Regions from separate parts of the Homo sapiens genome. Here all the other regions are linked to region 2. A link is an interaction called in ENCODE POLR2A ChIA-PET data of the cell type or tissue named here. Cell type or tissue: OCI-LY7. All regions are shown on one strand. Region 1 has its middle 18 kb from the start of H3-3A-DT. Region 2 has its middle 8.0 kb from the start of LEFTY1. Region 3 has its middle 21 kb from the start of LEFTY2.

The links. Peaks named below come from ENCODE experiments on the same cell type or tissue, not always from the same donor. Only the 100,000 strongest peaks of a DNase experiment are listed, where the experiment ranks them.
Region 1: POLR2A ChIA-PET joins it to region 2 with 5 read pairs; 2 of 35 experiments call an interaction of 5 or more read pairs at or near these places.
Region 3: POLR2A ChIA-PET joins it to region 2 with 5 read pairs; 14 of 35 experiments call an interaction of 5 or more read pairs at or near these places.

The regions. Positions count from the first base shown.
Region 1 is chr1:226,043,520-226,046,019 of GRCh38, forward strand. No RefSeq gene overlaps it. Among named protein-coding and RNA genes, the nearest start is that of H3-3A-DT, 18 kb to the right of the region's middle. In OCI-LY7, no CTCF peak of the experiment used is centred here; no DNase peak of the experiment used is centred here.
Region 2 is chr1:225,895,907-225,898,406 of GRCh38, forward strand. No RefSeq gene overlaps it. Among named protein-coding and RNA genes, the nearest start is that of LEFTY1, 8.0 kb to the left of the region's middle. RefSeq lists enhancers at 361-1,124, 1,068-1,277, 1,418-1,527. In OCI-LY7, no CTCF peak of the experiment used is centred here; DNase peaks (open chromatin) are centred at 1,425 and 2,165; H3K4me3 peaks cover 1,628 bases; H3K27ac peaks cover 1,813 bases.
Region 3 is chr1:225,961,392-225,963,891 of GRCh38, forward strand. No RefSeq gene overlaps it. Among named protein-coding and RNA genes, the nearest start is that of LEFTY2, 21 kb to the left of the region's middle. In OCI-LY7, CTCF peaks have their summits at 1,168 (motif pointing right) and 1,375; a DNase peak (open chromatin) is centred at 1,200.

The DNA of each region.
Region 1 (2,500 bases), 150 kb after region 2:
TTCCTCTGGAACTAATCACAAATAAGTATCTCCTACAAGAAAGGTGTATTTTTTTGCTGCCATAACAAAGGGCAACAGCCTGGATAGCTTAAACAACAGAAATGTATTGTCTCGCATTCTGGAGGCTGGAAGTCTGAAATCAAGGTGTCAGAAGGGCTGCTTGGTCCTCAGAGAGCTGTAAGGGAATCTGTCTGTGGCCTCTCTCTTTGGCTGGTAGGTAGCCGTCTTCTCCCTGTGTCTCTTTGCACCATCTTTCCTCTATGCATGTCTGTCAAATTTCTCCCTTGGATAAGAACACCAGTCTTTATACAATATTGTTTAGAAAAAAAAAAAAAGAACACCAGTCATATTGGATTAGGGGCCCACCCTATTCCAGTATGACCTCATTTTAACTAATTACATCTGTAATGACCCTATTTCTTATTTTTTTTAAATAACTAATTACATCTGTAATGACCTATTTCTCCTTCCTTCCTTCCTTCCTTCCTCTTTCTTTTTTTTTTTTGACAGAGTCTCACTCTGTCACCCAGGCTGGAGTGCTGTGGCACAATCTTGGCTCACTACAACCTCCACCTACTAGGTTCAGGCAATTCTCGTGCCTCAGCCTCCCAAGTAGCTGGGATTACAGGCACGCACCACCATGTCTGGCTAATTTTTGTGTATTTTGCAAAGATGGGGTTTTGCCATGTTGCTCAGGCCAGTCTCAAACTCCTGAGCTCTAGCAATCCTCCTGCCTTGGCCTCCCAAAGTGCTGGAATTATAGGCATGAACCACTGCACTTGTCCTGTAATGACCCTATTTCTAAATCACGTCACATTCTGAAGTGCTATGGGTTAGAACTTTAACATGTGAATTTTGGGAGGATGAAATTCAACTCATTTCATAGGGATTTGACTCTGATCTCTGATGGGATGAAGCCTGAGGGCCATCTAATTGTACATGAAGGAATGATGCTTAGGAAATATGTGGAAAAGATTGAAATAACTCAAGAACCCATCAGAATAAGTACCGTTGCTTTGTATTTCTGGCAGCATAGAAAACAGACTTTCTCTAAAACAGCTGTTCATATGTTTATGTTTCTGCTTTGGTGTGCCACATGTGGCGTGGCTGGGACATGGTTTGTTTGTCCCCACCAAAACTCGTGTTGAAATTTGATCCCCCATGTGGTGGTGCTGAGAGGTGGGCCTAGTGGGAGGTGTCTGGATCATGGGGGGGATCCCTCATGAATGGCTTGGTGTAAGACTGGATTAGTTCCTGTCGGAAAGGATTAGTTCCAGTGAGAGTGGGTTGTTTATGAAGCTGAGACATCCCTCAGGTTCTCCCTCTTCACATGTGTTCACTTCCCTTTTGACCTTCCCTACCATGTTATGTTGCAGCATGGAAGCTCTCACCAGAGGCCAGGGCCATGCCCTTGAACTTCCCAGCCTGCAGAATTGTGAGCCAAATAAACCTCTTTTGTTTATAAATTACCCAGTCTCAAGTGTTCTGTTATGGCAACACAAAATAGACCAAGATCACATGGTTTCACAGAGTCTGGAGCAGTGATTTGCTTCTGAGGTTAATTTTATAATACAAACCTAAGTTGGAGGTGGTGGCTCACACCTATAATCCTAGGACTTTGGCAGGCTGAGGCAAAAGGATTGCTTGAGGCCAGGAGTTTGAGACCAGCATGGACAACAAAACAAACCCTCTCTCTACAAAAAAAAAAAAAAAAAATTTAAAGTTAGCTGGGCATGGTAGTGTGCATCTGTAGTCCTAGCTAATCAGGAGGCTGCGGTGGGAGGATTGCGTGAGTTCAGGAGTTCAAAGCTGCAGTGAGCTATGATCATGCCATAGCACTCCAGTCTGAGCAACAGAGTGAGACCCTGTCTCTAAAAAATAAGAATTGTTTTCATTTTTTTATAGACTGTTTCTCAGTGTGGCTATAATAAATTTTTTTTAAAGTTAGAAAAAAGAATACAAAACTATAATAAAGTATGAGTATTCTATTTTTCTTTATTCTTTTTGTTTTCATCATTATTTTATTATTCTCATACTTCCAGAGCATTAGTTACTAATACTAATCATCTAATGGTGCTACAGTACAGTAGAGATGTTCTAAAAGCACGTGCAAATAGGCATTAGTCTGCCATATCTTTATTTTATTTCCAACCAGATAGATATATACAACCTGTGAGAAACAAGACTTATTTACCAACTACCTACCTATTATATTTCACCAAATCAGACAGGAAAGGAATTGAGAGGCCCCAAGTACAATTTTTTAAATCCTGAATTATGAAATTTGATTGCCTATGTCATTTAAATAAATTGGATAATCATGACACAGTAGGATACATCCATTTACTAATGACTTTATAATTTGTTGCTTTTTATTATTTTATTTTAATCTCACAACAAGTCTGAAAAGGAGGGAATTCAAGTATTATTGCCATTTTACAGATGAGAAAGCTGAAATGTCTCAGCAAAGTTATTTCAGTTTCATAGATTGGGCCATTGC
Region 2 (2,500 bases):
CACTTTGGGATGCTGAGGTATGAGGATGGCTTCAGGCCAGGAGTTCAAGACCAGCCTGGGCAACATAGCAAGACCTCATCTCTACTATAAAAAAAATCAGCCAGGCATGGTGGCACACACCTGTAGTACTCCCAGCTACTCGGGAGGCTGAGGTGGCAGGATTGCTTGAGCCCAGGAGTTCGAGGCTGCAATGAGCCATGATTGCACCACTGCAATACAGCAGCCTGGGCAATAGAGCGAGACCCTGTCTCTTAAAAACAAAAAAGGGGCCGGGCACAGTGGCTCACGCCGCTAATCACAGCAATTTGGGAGGCCGAGGTGGGCCAATCACCTGAGGTCAGGAGTCCGTGACCAGCATGGCCAACATGGTGAAAGTCCATCTCTACTAAAATTACAAAAATTAGCTGGGTGTGGCGATGGGCACCTGTAATCCCAGCTACTCGGGAGGCTGAGGCAGAAGAATCACTTGAACCCCCGTGGCGGGGTGGGGCACAGAGGTTGCCGTGAGCCGAGATCACGCCACTGCACTTCCAGCCTGGGCAAGAGAGTGAGACTCCATTTCAAAAAAAAAAAAAAAAAGAAAGAAAAAAGGCACAGTCATTTCATTCAGTTGGACAGAAATGCATGCATAAGATTGATGATACAGCAGCATTGTTTATAAGAGTCCAAACTGAAGCAACTCACCAAAAATATCCATCGACACTGTAAAGCACAAATAAAATGTAGTATAGTCTTATGGAATACTTTATGGCAAAGAAAATGAACCGAAACTGTCTACAACATTGGCAAATGTCACAAGCAGAACATTGAACAGAAGCCAGACATGAAAGATGAATACGATTCCATTTGTTTAAAATTCAAAACCATGCAGAAGTAGAGTGTGTAGAGATGGATTTGTTTGCTTTTGTGGGAAGGAAAAAAGTCATTTGCTAATTAATAGTGATAATTCTGCTCCTCGTTTCTAATATTTACACCTCCGATTTTCTTCTACAGTTACTCATTTTGATTATTTGCAGTCATTGTATACAAACTTTTCAGGAAATACCCTCAGGCATGCAGAGAGCTGTAGGTGGAAATTATAAGAGGACCTGTGTCCCCTATATTCAGGGACCTATCCCACCAACACTCTGCCCTCCTAGCCCCAGGGCCTCATTGGGAAGTCTGTCTGCTGCCTAAGCGACCACAGTCCAGCCCAGCGTTTCAACACCACCCAGTGCTGGCAGCAACAGAAGCAAGTTGTCCCCTGGCAGATGAAGTAGGTGCCACTGGCTTCCCAATCTCCCTAGATCCAGGCCTGCCCTGTGTGTAGGGAGCTGCCCCCAGCTGCCCAGGCTCATGCAGTGAAGTTTGGTTTGTTTGTTCTCTTTGTGGCTTAAGTCATACCTCAGCTCCACCTATCAGTGAACCACTTCCTGTTGGGGAAAACACCTAGACGGTGTTTTGATTCCACCACATCTCTGTGGCAGCATAAACGTGCATACTGCCTTGTGCCATAGCAAAAGTGATTTCATGATTGACGGCTGCTCCTGCCACTCTCTCCACAGCTGACACTTTAGCCTCGACTTCCCTCCTTCCACGCCTCCTGAAAGCTGCTACTTCCCAGCATCTCCATCCAAAAACACCTCCTTTCCCTTTTCAAAGAAAAGTCTTTCCAGGATTGAGAAATGACAAAGAAGGCCGGGTGCGGTGGCTCAAACCTGTAATCCCAGCACTTTGGAAGGCCAAAGTGAGCAGATCACCTGAGGTCAGGAATTCGAGACCAGCCTGGGCAACATGGTAAAACCCTGTCTCTACTAAAAATACAAAAAATCAGCCAGGCGTGGTGGCGGGTGCCTGTAATCCCAGCTTACTTGGGAGGCCGAGGCACGAGAATCCCTTGAACCTGGGAGGCAGAGGTTGCAATGAGCCGAGATCGCATCACTACACTCCAACCTGGGCAATAGAGCAAGACCCTGCCTCAAAAAAAAAAAATGTTCAAAAAGGAAAACACTCACATAAACCAGTCCCTGTCCTCAAATCTTGCCTTGAAGAAGGAAATTCTAGAAGCCATTCATCTCCATAAGCTCCTCTTCCGGCCTCCCTTTCTTTTCAATTACTTAAGCAAATATTTGTTGATGATTCTGCCCCTTTTCAGTATCCTGAATGAACCTGAAGAGACAGGGGCAACCTCAACAACAGGAAGTACAGGTGCAGTGTGGGGACCTGGGCCAGGCAGGCACTCCGCAAAGGCGAGTTCCAGAGCCCACAGGTGCCCGAGCTGCCCTTGCAGTGGCTGGTTCCACAGTCACCTTCAGGAAGCCTGGTTTCTCCCCTCGCTTCACTTACCTCTCCTTTTCTCCTTCGCTGTCCCCCATGCCCTGAGAGGAAGGCATTGTTGACATTTCATAAAGGAGGCCCAGAGCATCTAAGATCCTTGCCCGAGGTCGCAGATTGTTAACGAGAGCACTGTAGGGGGGCAGGGGAGGAGCAATCCTAGCTAGGTGACCTTGGACAAATTCAT
Region 3 (2,500 bases), 65 kb after region 2:
ATTAACAATGACTATTACTGAGTTGAGGACATCTGGGTGATGTTCAGCTTCATCTTTATATTCTTTATATATTTTCCAGAATCTCTGAAAGCTTTTTTTTAAATAATCAGAAAAAAAGAATTTTTATTCTATTTTATTTTTAATGCACAAACTCTGAAGTCTCGACAGATAAATTCTGCCAATAACCTACCTCACCTACCTACTTAGAAGCTTAGGCAAGTTATTTAACCACTCGGACACTCCGTTTGATCAACCATGAGATGTGAGAACATCAACTCCATGAAGTGTGGGGATGGAGAATGAAGCAAGGCACCAGAACCTGTGGTCCAGACCCCACCCGCCACATCCCCTAGAGGGGATGTCTAGGGGAAGAGTCCTATCCTCCCTTGGGATGTCTTAGAATTTTTAGTTTCCTTTCTTTCCTTCCTTTCTTTCTTTCCTTCTTTTCTTTTTCCTTCCTTCCTCCCTCCCTCCCTCTCTCTCTCTCTCTCTCTTTCTTTCTTTCTTAGATGGAGTCTCACTCTGTCGCCCAGGTTGGAGTGCAGTGGCGGGATCTCTGCTCACTGCAACCTCCACCTCCCGGGTTCAAGCAATTCTCCTGCCTCAGATTCCCGAGTAGCTGCGATTACAGGCATGTGCCACCATGCCCGGCTAATTTTTGTATTTCTAGTAGAGATGGGTTTTCTCCATGTTGACCAGGCTGGTCTCGAACTCCTGACCTTGTGATCCGCTCGGCTCGGTCCCCCAAAGTGCTGGGATTACAGGCGTGAGCCACAGCGCCTGGCCGGAATTTTTAGTTTCTGAAGGAAGTACTTCTTGGCTGTATAAGCTGTCTTCATAAACCCACACATTCAAAGAAATTTCCTTCTGAGCACGCCAGTGAAAGAGTATTCGTGAAAAAGGTCTTGCACACTAAAGTGGTCAAGCAATGTCCAAGGGTGGGGGATAGTTACCGGGAAGAATTGTGTGAGGTCTCTCGGGGTTCCTGTCCCACCCCAGGCTGTAGCGGGGGAAGGAGGAAAGAAGACGAAAGGGAGGACTGGGGAAAACGGACTCAGAGGACCCACCCACCTGCAGCTGCCCAGGCTCCTGGGCAGTGCCCTCCAGGAAGCACAGAAGTAGGGGCTGGAGGCGGGCTTCGGTGGACCCCGAGCCCGGGCCGGCAGCCAGCAGGGGTCGCTGCAGACATGGGAATCACGGTGCTGACCGTGCCTCTGCAGCGCTGTCTTCAGGTGCTTTTGCTGAACGGTCATATCTTCTCTAAACCCAGGGGGTGCAGAGGGTCCTCCCAGACGAAGAAACCGAGGACAGAGAGGTCAAAGGACTTGCCCAGAGTCCCTAACTGGTTAATGGAAAAACTCCTGCTCTTCTAACTTAACGTCAAGCCGGAGGATTCAGGCAGCGACTATGAGACGCCCTGTAAGAGAGGAAGGGTTAGGGCAAGAGCTTATCAAATGTTTAAAAATTATATATTTTATAATAATTCGGCCAGGCACCGTGGCTCACACCTGTAATCCCAGCTCCTTGGGAGGCTGAGACGGGCGGATCACCTGAGCTCAGGAGTTCCAGACCAGCCTGGCCTGCCTCTCCTTTCTCTGTAGTAGAGAAACTCCGTCTCTACTAAAAATTCAAAAATTAGCTGGGTGTGGTGGGTGCCTGTATTCCCACCTGGAGGTGGAGGAACGAGAATCGCTTGAACCCGGGAGGCGGAGGTTGCAGTAGGCCGAGATCGCGCCATTGCACTCCAATCTGGGCGACAAAGTGAGACTCTGCCTCAAAAATAATAATGGTAGTAATAATAATAATAAAATTAAAAATTAAAAAAAATCTTGAGCAATGAAATGAGTGTATTTGTTTCCCAGAATCCTCAGCAGTACAGGGAAGTTTCAAAATTAGCTTTCTTGTTTTGTTACCGGTATAACAGCTATAATATGACTTCTCAGTATTGATTTAGGCTATTCTTATTTACAAAAACTTGGTAATTAAACTATATTAAATTTAAGAAGTCCTGTTCCTCAAAAGACACCAATAAGAATGAAAATTCAAGCCAGAGTGTGGGAGAAGATATTCATAATTCATATACCCGACAAAGGACTTGAATCCAGAATATAGAAAAACTTGCTAAAAGTCAATAAGAGGCTGGGCGCAGTGGCTCACGCCTGTAATCCCAGCACTTTGGGAGGCCGAGGTGAGCGGATCACCTGAGGTCAGAAGTTCGAGACCAGCCTGACCAATATGGTGAAACCCCATCTCTACTAGAAATACAAAAATTACGCAGGCATAGTCATGGGCCCCTGTAATCCCAGCTACTCAGGAGTCTGAGGTAGGAGAATCTCTTGAACCCAGGAGGCAGAGGTTGCAGTGAGCTGAGATCGCACTACTGCAACAGAGCGAGACTCCATCTCAAAAAAAAAAAGAAAAAAAGTCAATAAGAAAAGGACAGTCAGACAATTCAATGAAAAAAATGGCAAAAAAAAAACCTCACAAAATGGGCAAAAGA